2 separate regions of the Homo sapiens genome follow, and region 2 is linked to region 1. Evidence: read pairs that join two places in POLR2A ChIA-PET (ENCODE). Cell type or tissue: OCI-LY7. All regions are shown on one strand.

The links. ChIA-PET counts read pairs that join two places held together with the same protein. Peaks named below come from ENCODE experiments on the same cell type or tissue, not always from the same donor. Only the 100,000 strongest peaks of a DNase experiment are listed, where the experiment ranks them.
Region 2: POLR2A ChIA-PET joins it to region 1 with 5 read pairs; 3 of 35 experiments call an interaction of 5 or more read pairs at or near these places.

Annotation. Positions count from the first base shown.
Region 1 is chr7:70,413,764-70,421,763 of GRCh38, forward strand. The region is part of intron 4 of AUTS2 (activator of transcription and developmental regulator AUTS2); the gene reads left to right. Among named protein-coding and RNA genes, the nearest start is that of GALNT17, 710 kb to the right of the region's middle. RefSeq lists enhancers at 1,922-2,031, 2,470-3,075, 3,076-3,679. In OCI-LY7, a CTCF peak has its summit at 3,475 (motif pointing right); DNase peaks (open chromatin) are centred at 2,048, 2,718, 2,988 and 3,488; H3K4me3 peaks cover 1,674 bases; H3K27ac peaks cover 2,122 bases.
Region 2 is chr7:70,491,137-70,499,136 of GRCh38, forward strand. All of the region lies in intron 5 of AUTS2 (activator of transcription and developmental regulator AUTS2), which reads left to right. Among named protein-coding and RNA genes, the nearest start is that of GALNT17, 640 kb to the right of the region's middle. RefSeq lists an enhancer at 5,479-5,986. In OCI-LY7, CTCF peaks have their summits at 1,714 and 1,913; no DNase peak of the experiment used is centred here.

The sequences.
Region 1 (8,000 bases):
ACCTCCTGAGCTCAAGCAATCCTCCTACTCAGCCTCAAGTAGCTGGGACTACAGGTATATACCACCATGCCCAGCTAATTTTTGTGTTTTTTGTAGAGACGGGATTTCACCATGTTGCCCAGGCTGGTCTTGAACTCCTAGGCTCAAGCAATATGCCCGCCTCGGCCTCCCAAAGCGCTGGGATTACAGGCATGAGCCACCATGCCTGGCCTCTCTTTAAACACTTTTTGCTTACACACTGCTTTTGGAATGAAAAGAACAAGGAGACTTCAGTCATATCCTCCTGGATTTGAATGCTAAGGAGCTGCGTAACATTTCTGAAATCTTCCCATGTTTATTAATAAGAGAATAATTCTACCTACCTTGTAGGGTTAAAGGTTGAGTACGATAGCATGGAAGAATTTGCCCAGCACCTAGTAGGCTGTCAGCGCCTGTTACCTTTCCTTTCCCCAATGCTCCCTAAAGCTAAGTTCATTGGCCCATCATGTAGAGTAATGGGTCCACAGGCGGTGAATTACTTGTGATGCTCTTCCAAGGACTGAATGAGGAGAGACATTTTAATCAAAGCACCAGCAAAGCTTTTGTAGCGATGAACATACAATTAGTGACCTTCTCCTATCAGGGATAATCAGCAGTGGGACTGGCAGAATTGGAATTTTTTTACATGGGTGATCTGGGCACAGATACTCAGTCAGCTCTGTGTCGCTTAGAACTGGGAGGCAGGAGGCATTTGCAGGTTGGTCACAAACTGGGTATCAGACATATTAAGCCTGCATTCATCTGACAGGCCTCCAGAACGTGATGTCAGGAGAGACGTTTAGCAGTGGGGAGACAATTATGAGACTCTCAGAGGTGAGAAAGAGGATTCTGCTCACTGCCTAGAAAGAGAGAATATGGCATTGGAAAGGGGGTGGTAAAATATGTTGCCTGACACACACCGAAAAGGCCTGTCAGTTACTGAGGTCCCATCGCCGTCTCAGGCTTAGACTGCATGAGAGGATCTATTTAGGGGAAAAAATGTATAGCTTAGCCCCAGTGGCTGCTGGGGTGAATCTCCAGGGCTCAAAGCACGAGTTACAGTTTGTCTTTAGTTTACTTAATAAGCTTCCTGGACTGTCTGATTTCTTTACAGCCTGGAACAGAGGGTAACAAGTCTCCCAGTGCAGTGGATCCAAAGTTGGTGGGCTTCAGTTTGGGAGCAAAGAGCTCACTGTTTGGGACTGGGTTGATGTCATCATTTTATGACAGCATATTAACACAGAGTAAATAGTTTATTCCCCAGGGTACTCACCCATTCCCTCAGAGGTGAGTGTCAACTCCTTCGAGAGAGGTCTGCTCACCTAACCTGCCAATTCTCAAAGAGCCCCACCTCAGGCATTCTCATAGCCTTTCTCTGGCCTTCGTAGGTCTTTGTCCCATTCCCCGATGATAATGCCTTCATGACAAAGATGAAATGAAGGTTGGGGGCAGCCTAGGCTGTAGTCCTGGTGCTGCACCACTAGCCGTAGAGCCTTGGCCAAGTCATGCCCCTCTCTGATTTTTTCATTATGTCAACTGGAAAATATAGTCAGACTGCCTGCCCTGCTTGCCTAACAGCACAGTCTGAAGCATGAGCTGATGGAATACATGTGTAAGCATATTGCATAGTTTGAGGAAGTATTCATGTATACAGTGGTGATATTAGACTTAAGATTTTCATTTTTTCATGAAATTGAAACTAGACCATCTGAAGTCATTGAAATAGGAAAAACACATACAGTATTTTAAATTAGTTCTACTCATGCAGACAAAAAAAAAGTGTCCTGGTACATCGTTGTTTAAGATCTGGTGATCTGTAGTGTTTGTCTACCAAGTGGCTACCGTAAGTGGCCTCCACTTGATAAGTTGTAACAAGATCACAGCAACCCCAACATCTCTGCCACTTTCTCTTTCTCTCTTCTGTTTTGGGTGGAGAGACATCTATATTGTGGCTGTCTCAGAGTTACGGGGAGAGCAAGTCAACGGTAACAGGGAAAAACAAGCCTTGTGTGGGTTGGACCAGACCATTTGTAAGGCTCTTGGGGCATTTGTGTGCACGCACACACAGACGTTAACCAGTCCAGAAATGAGTGTCATTCTCCTCACACAGCGCCGACAGCTGAGTTCTTCCCTGATATTTGCAGACCTCTCTGAAGCTTGACTTTGAAATCCTCTTTTCCTTGAACCCTACGTGTGAGAGAGAAGCCCTTCTTTGCCACTCAAGAGTGGTTCTGTGGTAACAGTGGCTCTGTGGATCTTTTGTCCCTGGCTGGCTCCTTCATATGTTATTGTAAGGTTTTAGTTTGTGCTGGCATGCAGGTGTGTTTTTTTCTCACTCAGATTTTCTCTTAGATGCTGTAATACAATCTATAATTTTTGGTACAGGAGCAAGTTTTTACAAAGGAAGATATGTGCAATTTGTCATTTTCCAGCCTGATGACATATAATTAAACCTTCAATAGTCTATGCCTTCAATAGCATAACTACAACAACCCATCACACTTTGGAAATAAATTTGTTTCATATTTTATATTATCTGGACTCTCTTTGTCCAGTGTGTAACAGGCCCCCAGGAAACAGGAAGTCCCCCACTAGTGAGCACCCCTAATGTGAATGACTGCACACTCAGCCTATTTTGGTGAGAACAGGCAGCTTGCTTTCGGTGGGCTCTTTTGAATGGGCCTTGCCCAAGCTCAATGCTCTCTCTCTCCTCTTGGCTTGTGGCACCTGGCCACAGTAGCAGGCATTGCCTGCTTGAAAAGAGGCTGTCCTTGGATTTTCCTGCCTCTTGGAACACAGAGCTTAATTCAGTTCCCTAACTCCGGGAAGAAGCAATGATCTTCAGCCCTATGAACCTGTCCGGCAACCCACAGCGGCCCACAAAATATGTTCTCTCGCCTACAACCTCATCCCAGCTGCTACCACAGCCCTGCCGACGCAGCGCCTGCTGCGGTCACGGTCCACTCCCAAGGGACACTGCCTTATGTCAGCAGGCCCTGTCTTGATTCCCAGGTGCTGGGAAGACATGATTGCAGCCTCCTGCACCCCTGCTCCCCTCCTCTGACACACACACTCTGAGCCTGCAAGGTACAGCAGCCCACTAAAGCTCTAGTTAAAAGTACCAAGTTGCTGGAATGCCCAGGGAAGTGAGAATGAGCGGGTCTCACACAGGGATGATTTGAAACAAGCCTTGTGGCTTTTTAATAATGTGCCAAAGCGGTCTCAGTGGTGGGCCAGCAGGGCCCCCAGTCTATCTTCTGTGAAAGGAGAAAGCCCAGCAGGCCCTGCCGAATGCAGACAGCCCCTCCACTCTGCTGGAGGAGACAGACTCCGAGATGGCAATCAAGGCTTGATTTGCCAACACATTTCCAATGATTAAAATGTAATTAGCACAACTGAGTGCCTCCTCCCCAGCTAATTTTAATACATGCTGTGACAGGCAGGCAGCCGGCTGTGCCTTTAGCCCAGCAGCAGATGGAGGCAGAGGCAGCGGGAGAGGAAAACCATTTTGCAATGTGACTATTCGCATCACAAAACCATCAGGGCGCTCAGCTCTTAGAAGGCCCTTGATGGCAGCACATCAAATTGGCGCTGTCATAGCTGACCGTGGCAATGGCAGTCATCCTTCATACTGTCCCAGAAGCACAGCGAGGCAATTTCCAGGCGTAACCCTTTAAGATCTAGAAGGGGAGAGAGAGACTTGGAGAGCACACTTGTCGTCTTGCAGTGACAGGCGAGAGCTTTGCAATGTGCGCTGTGAAACCCACGCTCTTGGCAGCTTGCAAACCGTTACTTACATGTTCCTTTTCCAAGGCACAGTGGAGTGTGGTTCAGAAGCTTTGGAAATAGCTGTTTCTCCAAATGGGAGACAGGCGTGAGCTGCCTTCTGTGTGCATTATCTGAACTGGGAAGGATGAGCTTTTCAGCCTGAGATGGTATGGCAGGTTGGAGGTTTCCTCTTCTATTCCATTCATCCCATAGAAGCCTTTGAGCCTGGGGCCTCTCATCATGACCATCTGCTTTTCTCCTATCCTGAAGGGCATGTCAGACAAGCTGCAAAGTCCAGAAGACCGTTTGCCTATGCTCCTGTTCTCTCACCTCCTGGCAGAAACACTGGGCCCTCACCACTGTTGTTTGGCCTGCCCTCTCCTTCCAAGGCACCACCTGAAAAGGAGGCAAGCTCCTTGGAGGCTAAGGATCATTTGGACCTCCCTGGGATTGGGGTGCACAGGATAATCACAGGGGGCACTTGTGATCTTTGGGATCTGTCACCCAGGCTTGGTGGCTAACTTTCTGTGTGTGTGTGTGTGTGTGTGTGTGTGTGTGTGTGTCTGTGTGTGTAGACGGGGTCTTACCATGTTGCCCCAGCTGATCTTGAACTCCAGGGCTTAAGGGATCCTCCCACCTCGGCCTCTCAAAGTGCTGGGATTACAGGCATGAGCCACTATGCATGGCCTGGTGGCTGACTGTCATAGAACACCAAAGCTAGACAAGCCTAAATAATAACAGTGACGATGCTAAGCATGTATTGGGCATTTACCATGGCTGAGAACTATGTTAAATCTCTTAAATGCATTAATTTTCTCACTTCATACCCACACAAACCTAGGGGCTCCATATTATTATTCCCATTTTACGGATGAGGAAGCAAAGTCACAGTAAGGTGCAGCCACTTTCCCAGCTTCTGCTGTTAAGTGGCAGAACCCAAATCCAAATACGTATCTTTCTAACTTGTGAGTGGGACAAAAAAGTCATAGCTGAGACATGCTGCACCACAGAGATGCTTCACCAGTGGAAGCCTCTGAGCAGAGAAATCCGATCTGAAAACAATGGGATTATTCTTTGCCATCTAATGGCCTCTGAAGATCAGCAGCCATGGGAACCTCCAGAACTCCATCACACGGGTGACGTTTACATGCCGTTGTGCATGTGTATCTTTTTCTCCTCTAACCGAAAAATAATATGTAATCGTTAAAGATCAAAAACGACAGTAAATGTAAAGATGAAAATAAAAGTGACCCAAACTCTTTATCACTCAGAAATAAACAGTGTTTGGTGCATTTTTTTCCAGTGTTTTTTTTTTCTTTCTGTGTGTATGCTTAGCAATTTTAAAGTAATATTGTATATATAACTCTATGTATCTTGTTTCCTTCATTGTAGTAGTAATAATAAAAGTAGCAGTTTTTAATGTATTTTCTCCTTACTGCTACCTTGAGAGGTAGTTACTATCACCCCCGTTTTATTGATTAAAAAAAGAAATTGAACCTGTGGGAGGGTATGTGACTCACCCAAGGTCACTTCAGTTAGGTTGGTGAAAAGTAATTCCAGTTTTTGCCATTACTTTTGCACCAACCTAATATGATTTTTTTTAAACTTCCCTATGACTGTGATCACTTTTCCATTTCAGCAAAATTCTTTATGAACTTTAATTTAATGAGTGAACACAACCCTGGCACCTTGACCTGTTCCCCAATTTGGTAACATTTAGGTTTATGAAGTCTGTGTACTAGGTTAGTGCAGAGAGTTAGAAACACCAGGATTCAAATGCCTGGATCTTCCTCTTATAGATTTATGACTCTTGACAAGTTGCTTCATGTCTTTAAGACTCCTTCTTTCACTGTAAAATTGGAAAACTAAAACCTACACACTGGGGGCTGGGGGGTGGGGGGAGTTTGCTGTAAGGTTAAAAACGTGAATATATGAAGAGTCTATCTTAGCAGATTTCGTGGCCCTTGCTATGTGCTGACAGTAGCCATATAAATAATGTATTATTGGGTCATTTCCTAATTCCATAATGAAATTTTTAAACAAATTATTATAGACATTTTTGTTCCTTTTTGAGACTAGTTGAGCTAGACAGTATGGAAAATATGAAGGCTCTTGATGCATGCTTCTCTTCTTCTGATGCAAATTGCAAAATTATTTTCCAAATAGAAATTGACATTCCTCCAGAAGTATATGAGTGTCTGCCTCACGACAGCCTTGCCAACACTGCATATCAGCATTTACATGTTTTTTTCTAATTTGATTGATGAAGAGAAATATATCTCTTTTTAATCTGCATTTCTTTGATTACTAGTGAGGTGGAACATTTTTTTCGTATGTTTATTAGCCATTTATATTTCCTCTTCCGTGAATTGACCTCTTTGCTTTTGAAAGGAAGGATGAGTCTCCAAGGGCTAGCTAGAGAAAAGATGCTCCAGTGATAATTATCTCAGAGCCCTGGGGTGAGGAGTTGCAGGGGAGAGAATTAAAGGTCTCCTGGGGCTATGAGGCGGCTACTAAGTGAGCGGCTTTCTACACCAGAGCGAGGCTTTCTACACAGTCAGCTTGAAATCAGTATTTGTTCTCTACCTTTGTATTTGTTCTGTTAAGAAATATTTTGGATTTTTTAGTGGGACTCTTCACATTCTACTCAAGCCAGCGCTTATAATTCTTTCAGGGCAGACAACGAGCATGCCTGTTCAGTTTGGGTTTTTTGCTCTGAAAGTCCCATTGGTTTACAGTGAAGTTGCTGTAGGTCTTGCTTGAGTCTTTTATGATCCCTGCCATCCAGCCAGGAGCTGTGACTGCTCTGTAACCTTCTTAGATTTAAATCTGTTGCTTGTGTTCTCCTCATAGTGTTACAGAGCAGCAGAGGCCATCCATACTGATGTCTTAATATCATTCTCTCCTTAGATTTATAGGGTAAAATAAACCCTCTGCCATAGAAGTGCTTATTGATTACTGAAGTACATAATAAAGCCTAAGAATAAAGTAAGACCAAGTAATCGGTTCTGTTCCTGGGGGATGACAATAAACTCTGGCCGAGGCAGCCTCTGAAGGTTGCCTTTTGCCTTGGAGCTAGGAGGCTCCTTTTTAATTGGTTGTCAAAATAGTAAGCAGTGACTGATAGAAATCAGACAAAAAGAGTACATACTGTATGGTTCCATTTATGTAAAATTTTTAAAAATACCTACTAATCTGTAGTGACAGAAGGCACATCAGTGATACGGTAAGGGACCTGAGAGAGGGATAGAAGCTTTGGGGAGGGATGGACAGGTTCACTGTCTTGATCGTGGTGATGGCTTCACAGGTGTGTACACATATATGAAAAGCTATCAAATTGTGCATTTCAAATACGTGCCTTTTACCAATGTCAGTTATATCTCAATAAAGCCACAAAAAAATAGTGAACAGTATCCCATAAAGAGACAATCCATGGCTCACTCTGTGCTAGAAAAATTTTCTCTTTTCTTAGAAAGCTATATTTTGACAAACATTCAGGGGGAATTGTGAGACTACATTTCACCTTCACCTTTAGCTAAATAGGGGTTTTAGAAGACTGAAAGATGCCACCGGAAATTAAAAAAGAAAAAGGCATAAGAAGGTAGGATAGCCCTCTTTCTTCATTCCTTTTTCTTTCCTACATCTGAACCTTAAAGGTGCCTTTTAACATAATTTTTTAGTAAAACAAAAAAAGGTATTTAGAAAATATTAATTCTTTTCTCTCATCCCCCCCAACCCTTCTGCTATTACATTTCCCCCACCCAGAAAAGAGATTCTACAGTGCAGAGTAAAAACTACTCCAAAATGTTGGCAGTCTAAAAGTGGACAGGCATTTTCAACACAAAGAGATGTTTGTTTTCCTTGCATTTTAACTCTTAATTTTTGACACAGTAGGGAACTCCAGCATGGCTGCCATTTAAAATGTAACAATGCCATGCAGCTCTGATTGCCTCTGTCACAGGGGTGTTGTGACTGAAGGCCAGGAGACAAAGCAAATGAGGCCAGAGACAGTGCCTGCTGCTGAAGTGCTGGTCCATTTCTCCACCCGCATTTGAATTTGTCTTTTCTCTGGCTAACTGCTTTTCTGCCCTGATGAGGAGTCACTCGGGGAGACTGAAGCTGGAATTTGTACAACCTCTTTCAGTCCCCTTGATTTTAATCAGAAATACACAATTATTCTTTTCCTCCAAATAGAGAAACTCAATCCCCATTTT
Region 2 (8,000 bases), 77 kb after region 1:
TACCTGGCAGGAGTGCCTGCCGTGTCTTTGTGTCATTGTTGCTCTTTGTGCAACTGGCCTTCCTTATTCTCTCATTATCACACACTCTCTCTCTCTATCTCTGTCTTTCATCTGTCCTATTATTCATCTGAGTGTGGACTCAAAAGAACCAGATTCTGATCCTGGGCAGGCTCCCTTTCCTTTACATATCTTAATGTGACCATCCATAAAATGAGGGAAATGAGAGTGCCATCTCATAGGCTCATGGCAAGTTAAATGACTTGGTGTGTGTGCGTGTGTGTATACACACACACACACACACATATATACACATAATATATATGTTATATATACACATAATATATATGTTATATATACACATAATATATATGTTATATATATACACACAATATATTATATATACACATATATGTTATATATAATATATTATGTGTATATATAATGTATATATATTGTGTGTGTGTGTGTGTGTGTGTGTGTGTGTGTGTATTTTTTTGAGACAGAGTCTCACTCTGTTGTCCAGGCTAGAGTGCAGTGGCGCAATCTCAGCTCACTGCAACCTCTGCCTCCCAGGTTCAAGCGATTCTCCTGCCTCAGCCTCCTGAGTAGCTGGGATTACAGGTGCCCAGCACCATGCCCAGCTAATTTTTGTATTTTTAGTAGAGATGCGGTTTCGCCATGTTGGCCAGACTGGTCCCTACGTCCTGACCTCAGGTAATCCGCCCGCCTCGGCCTCCCAGAGTGCTGGGATTACAAGTGTGAGCCACCGCACCCGGCCAAATGAGTTAGTATATTTTAAAAGCACTCAGACCAGAACTTGACACCTAGGAAGCACTAGATGTTTTACCAAATCACAGGCCTAGGTGTGGTGTTCTTCAGCCTTCCTGGCGCCTGTGTTCCTCAGGCTGACCACGCTGGATTCCTCTTCTGTTGGAAGCTCCTCCACCCCACCCCTCCCAGTGGAGACCTGCCTGCCTCACTGCCTGCAGGCAGCCTGGCCCAACAGCTGCAGTATAGGCACAGGGGGCATTGCTCAGGGGTGCAGGTGTTCCCTAACCCTAAGTTGAGACCTGAGGGTCTCATTAGGTCCTCCAAACTTCCAAGATTGTATACTTAATGAATTGGAGGGTTTCACCTTCCCCCAAATAGCCATTGAGCGAATCCAGCCACCACTCCCGTCAGGTCCTGGCTGTTCATGTTGACACTGATGCTGGCGAGAGGGGAGTATCTTGAAAGGGCAGAACAATTGGGGTGAGGATGGGGAAGAAAAGGGAGAAAGAGATGCCCTCAGGTGGGGAATTTAATTTAGTCACATGATAGTAGCATCAGGCACTTGTGTTTTACTTTTCTCAGAACATTCTCACATGCATTCTCTTACTGTATCCTTACCACAAGTCTGGGAGCTAGCTGTGGCCGAAGTGGGTATTTTCTCTAGAAACAAAAGAGCTGAAGCCTAGGAAGGCTGAAGGACTTGCTCAAGGTCATGCAGCTACCTAGAGACAAAGCGGAGACCATAAGCCCAGAAGTGCTGATTCCCAGGGCTCCCTGCAGGGGATCATGTATAGAGAGTCACTGTGAACTGCTGTCTGAGCAAACTACGTGACCCCCTCTTGGCAAGACGAAAGGCCTTGGCTTGGAGCAAGATGGATGGAGAACACTCCGGGCCCACACTATGCTGTTTTGAAACTGTGCCAGAGAAGAGGAGTGGCCTGGAAGTGCAGCCCCCTCTGTTGGGTGTTTCTGAGAAAGTGTTTTTCTCCTTTGCTGGATTTAATGAATAAATTATAATAACTTTTGCGTTTTTATCCACATTATGCATGTTTATCTGCCCTTCCCCCGTAAACCCCCTTTCCCACTTCCACGTAGTACTATATTTCTTTTCATGTTTTATCTTTGGGAACTTGCCACTGATAATTATTTTTTTAAAAAGCTCATTCCTAGTGATTGCTGGTAAAGATGCACACCTCTTCATTTTCTAAAAATGTATATGCTCAGGACCAAAAATTCAGGGAGGCATGTGTGGGAAAAGGTATATTTCCACTTCCAAAGAGAGGGTACTTTTTCAGAAGCTCAGAAAAGGAAAGGGGAAAATGTTATATGAGCCCTGGTGGTATGTGAGCTCCTTGGGGGAATACATGGTTGTCTTATCTGTCTCCAGCTCTTTGAATAGATCTTGCATGCAGTAGCATGTGAGTACATTGATGGAATGCATGTACCAAGGAGCAGCTGGATGGCTGATGGGCTGGATGGCTAAGTGAGTGCATGGATAGATGGATGCCCAAGCAACAAAGTGAAACCTCATTTGGCTTGTTGTGTCAGAGAGCCTTCTTAATTACTACTCTGGATTTCACTGCTATATTCTATTCTGGCCAAGTCTTGGAATTTCTTTATGTTCTAGGTGGGAAAAGATTACTTCTATAATTCATCAAGGAAAATACTAACTTGCTCCCCCAGAGAGCTGGGGGAAAACACATTAATATAAATATAATTGAGGAGTGGAAACAAAGTCTAGGAGGAGTTAAAGCATAAGTATCAGCCTGGATGTGAATTCTAATATAGGAATTAGAATTCCTATATTAAAAATTGTATTAGAAACCTTTACTTTCTTGTGATTTCTGTTAGTTCAGTAAGTAACCTTTCTTGGAAGGTCTACTAATTCCTTTCAAAAAAGATATTTATTTTATATCTTACTATAATATACTAAGCACTGTTATTGCTAGGGTGTTTTGAAGGGGCAGGAGATGGTATTTAAAACTGAGTTGCAGTTCTAGGCAGTTAAATAAAATCCACTGACCAGAAAAAAATATGTAAAATGATAAGGCAGGATAAGTATTCACTGCCAAAAAGTCAACAAAGAAAATAGTAAGGATTTATGTTCAGCAATCCCTGAGATTAAAATTTAAAATAAATAAATAGGGATAGTACGATTTGAAATCGGCGTCCTCTTTGAACTAGGAATTCAAGACTCAGAATAAAATGGTCCTTTTCATTGCAGAGCTGATCTTTGTGACCAACATCTTGTCTCCACCAGGAACATTTTAGTTGAGAAGCAGGAGAAGTCATTGCTAAGAAGCTTGGATTTTCAAAGAAACAGATATCAAATTGAGAAATCTCTACTAATCTTTCCCTTCAGAGTCTAGGCTTGGGTATTTTTTTTTTCAAAACTACATTTATTTTACAGATAATCAAGACTCTGACAGAGTTTTATGTCTTTTTATCACTCTTTATCTTGAAAAGCATTGTTGGCCTAAGGTTGAATCAGCCAAACACTCAGCCTCATGAAGAGCTTGTCTGGGGCCCATGGCGAGGAAAATGCCAGAATGTAAGTGCTTTAGAGACGGGAGCCATAATTGCAATGAGAAGGGGAGCTGTGGCTGGCTCTGACTGCCCTGCTTCCCACATTTTCTTTTAACGAGTGTCCCCACGTCCCCACCGCCCCTCCCCCCCGACACTCAGATCCCTTCAGTTCCCACTGGCTGCCATTTTCCCTTGCTCTGCAGCCTCCAACTCCACTCCACTTAAGAGAACAGACTGGAGACTGCTGGAGGCCCTGAAGTGATTTATTGCTTAGCAGGAACTTCACTAAACTTCCCAAGTTGATTTTTTTTAGTTTTGAAAATCAAACAAAGTTCAAAAAGTAAACATCACAGGTTGACATCCCAGCCCAAAGCTGAGGAAAAATGTCTCTTGTTACATTTTTTGGCACATAATAGAATTTATGAGCATTTTCAGTGTTTTGATTTTTTTCCCCAGTCACTGTTATTCCTTACCCTCCAGAGTTAGGTGTGGAGAGATTATGTTGGCCTGTTTCCATGGTGACACTGAAGAAAAGTAATTTTTTAAAGGAGGTTTCTACTGTGTTATTTCACATGCATGAAACATCAACATCTATGCTGTGTGGCTATTACCCCTAAACATAAAGACACAGAAATGGTTGGAGTATTTTATATAAATAGACAAGTAGGGTGATATTTTCCTTGGTCTCGTGCCGACCCTAGTAACAAAAGTCTCTCAGTTACCCAGGGCACCTGGGAGAGAGTGAGGGAACAGTTCTGTTCAGTGTTAAGCAAGCTCCTCTCCTGTGAATAACCTTTTCTTTAAAAAAAAAAAAAAAAAAAAAAAAGCTCAAGTTGAAAGTCCACCCCCCTTCTACTTAAACTAGGGACCAGATGAAAAGTTCCTTTTGGGGCTCACTGTTCAAAGAACCAGGATTAATCTCTGTTTTCGATGTAGCTTACTTGGTCAACCACTGCAAGTATTCCCCTTATCTGTCCAAGGCGTTGTCTAGAATCTTCTTGCCCCAGTAAACAGTTGCTTACAGTCTCCTAGAGTGAGGTTGGTTAGGGTAAGTATATACCTTTAGCAGCAGAAATTTGGTGAAACTCTTTCCGCCACCCTACACATAGACACACACCCCCCGCACATGCACACGTCACATCAGCATCAATCACACACCCCACTCACACACACCACGTACACAGTCGCACACACACACCCCACACATGCACACGTCACATCAGCATCGATCACACACCCCACTCACACACACCACGTACACAGTCACACACACACACACCCCACACATGCACACGTCACATCAGCATCGATCACACACCCCACTCACACACACCACGTACACAGTCACACACACACACACCCCACACATGCACACGTCACATCAGCATCGATCACACACCCCACTCACACCACGTACACAAACACACACACGCCCCACACATGCACATGTCACATCAGCGTCGATCACACATCCCACTCACACACACCACGTACACAGTCACACACACACACCCCACACATGCACACGTCACATCAGCATCGATCACACACACCACTCATACCACATACACAGTCACACACACACACCCCCCCCACACACATGCACACGTCACATCAGCATCTATCACACACCCCACTCACAGACACCACATACACAGTCAGACACACACCCCACACATGCACACGTCACATCAGCATCGATCACACACCCCACTCACACACACCACGTACACAGTCACACACACACACACCCCACACATGCACACGTCACATCAGCATCGATCACACACACCACGTACACAGTCACACACACACACACACCCCACACATGCACACGTCACATCAGCGTCGATCACACACCCCACTCACACACACCACGTACACAGTCACACACACGCACACCCCACACATGCACATGTCACATCAGCGTCGATCACACACCCCACTCACACACACCACGTACACAGTCACACACACACCCCACACATGCACATGTCACATCAGCATCGATCACACACACCACGTACACAGTCACACACACACACACCCCACACACATGCACACGTCACATCAGCGTCGATCACACACCCCACTCACACACACCACGTACACAGTCAGACACACACACACACCCCACACATGCACACGTCACATCAGCATCAATCACACACCCCACTCACACCACGTACACAGGCACACACACACACCCCACACATGCACACGTCACATCAGCATCGATCACACACCCCACTCACACCACGTACACAGTCACACACGCACACACCCCACACATGCACACGTCACATCAGCGTCGATCACACACCCCACTCACACCACGTACACAGTCAGACACACACACACACCCCACACATGCACACGTCACATCAGCATCGATCACACACTCCACGTACACAGTCACACACACACACACCCCACACACATGCACACGTCACATCAGCGTCGATCACACACCCCTCACACACACCACGTACACAGTCACACACACGCACACCCCACACATGCACACGTCACATCAGCGTCGATCACACATCCCACTCACACACACCACGTACACAGTCAGACACACACACACACCCCACACATGCACACATCACATCAGCGTCGATCACACATCCCACTCACACACACCACGTACACAGTCAGACACACACACACACCCCACACATGCACACGTCACATCAGCATCAATCACACACCCCACTCACACACACCACGTACACAGGCACACACACACACCTCACACACATGCACATGTCACATCAGCGTCGATCACACACCCCACTCACACACACCACGTACACAGTCACACACACACACACCCCCCACACACATGCACACGTCACATCAGCGTCGATCACACACCCCACTCACACACATCACGTACACAGTCGCACAGACACACAATCACTTCTTGAGGCTTCAGACAGGTTGCTTTATCTAGGGCAAGTCAAAGTTTGGAAACAGAAGAGGTCATGATGGATTGTTGTGCTGTTTCCCTTACGTGTAACCATGGTTAGACTTTCTTGTTATGTAACTGAGAATACTTGGTTTTTGGAAAATAAAATGGAGAGCACTGCTTTATCTTGGAGAATAATATCCTCATGCATGTGGAGAATGCCTTTAACTTTTCCAAGGTTCTTCCTACATGTTATTTGAATTTCCTAATAATTCTGAAAGGTAGATTTTCTTGGCATTCCCCTTATTTTAAAGCTGCAGGGACAGAAGTTTGCGTTACCTGTTCATTAGGGGCATAGCTGAGTCAGGGATTCTGGACCCTCGGTTTTCGCTGAGGTCCTGTGTTATTAATCCTATACTTGGCATCTTCCACACAGCCAGTCTGAGAAAGCACAGGGCCTGCAGCTTCCTGGGACAGGGTCTCAGACACGCAGAGACCATCAGGAGGAGTTCACTCTGCTATTAACAAATGTTTACTGAGCACCTGCTACACATCAGACACTACTCCAGCCGCAATAGTCCAAACAGTCAAGAATCCCTACATTCTATGAGTACAAGGGAATGGTGAGTGAATGAGTAAAACACATAATGCATGTGTCAGATGGTGATTAGTGCCAAGGAGAGAAAGAAAGCAGGAAGAGGGGTAGACAGAATGCTGGGAGTGAAAAGAAGTGGGAAGAGGTGTTATTGAGGGGTGACATTGGAACAAAGATTTGAAGGTGCTAAGGGAGCAAGTTTTGAGGATGTCTGGGGAAGAGAAGTCCAGGCCAACAGAAAGATCAAGGAGTGTGGAAACCGGCATGCGTTGCCTTCCTGAAATCCACAGAGCCGCATACTCATTGCATGTGTGTGTGTATTTGAAAACTTCTTAAATTCTGAGGTTGGTACATGGCTTTAATTTTTGCCTTAATGGCTTCCTGCACTTGGGGAGCTCTTTAATAGGTGCATTCTGGTAGTAGTAATCATCAGTCCTGGGCTGGTATCACATTACCTATGTGGAAAAAAGCAGAATTGCTTTGGCACTGATTGGGTCTTGGGGTGGTGACTATGTTTTCCTGGTTTTTAATGCAGATCATTGAAAACATGTCAGGGCCTGGTCTCAAGTGTTTCTCTTAAATGGGATAGAATCATGTTCTTATAAGCAGAGGGTGTAGGAAGGGACTAGGTGGGGGGTTGGTGGGCAGAAGGGTTCTTATATTTTAAATGCCAGTCAGCTGCAACCACTAGTTAACTGGAGCCTGTTCAAACTCATTTGGAGAACAGTTGAATTTTTAAAGTGCCTTTTGATTCTCTCTTTCATTTATTTTAACTGATCTGCTGGGATTAGGAGCTTGGTAGGGGAACACCAGAATGCTTGCCAAAATGTGTGAATAATTAGAGCTGCGATGATGTGTGCCAGATAGAAGGGGAGTATTCACACTTCTGATTAGATTCAGCTAAATGCAGTTGTAAATCACTGCTGCCACAGTAACAGCGCCCTGTCAGGACTGAGCACAAGAGGAGGCTCAGGGCAGTGAAGAGACGCAGGGCAGCCCCAAGGCATGGGGCTGGACCGAACCTTTGTGGAAGAGGAGGGCAAGGAGAATGGCTCCAGTCACCAGCAGCCCCTGGGACATTGGTTTTGGCATCTCTCTTTCAGCTCACTTCTACCGTGTTGAGTCTTGCTGGGCACTGAGGTGGCCACCATCTCAGCAAATGCGAGTAAGACGGGTCCCTGCTCTCGGGAT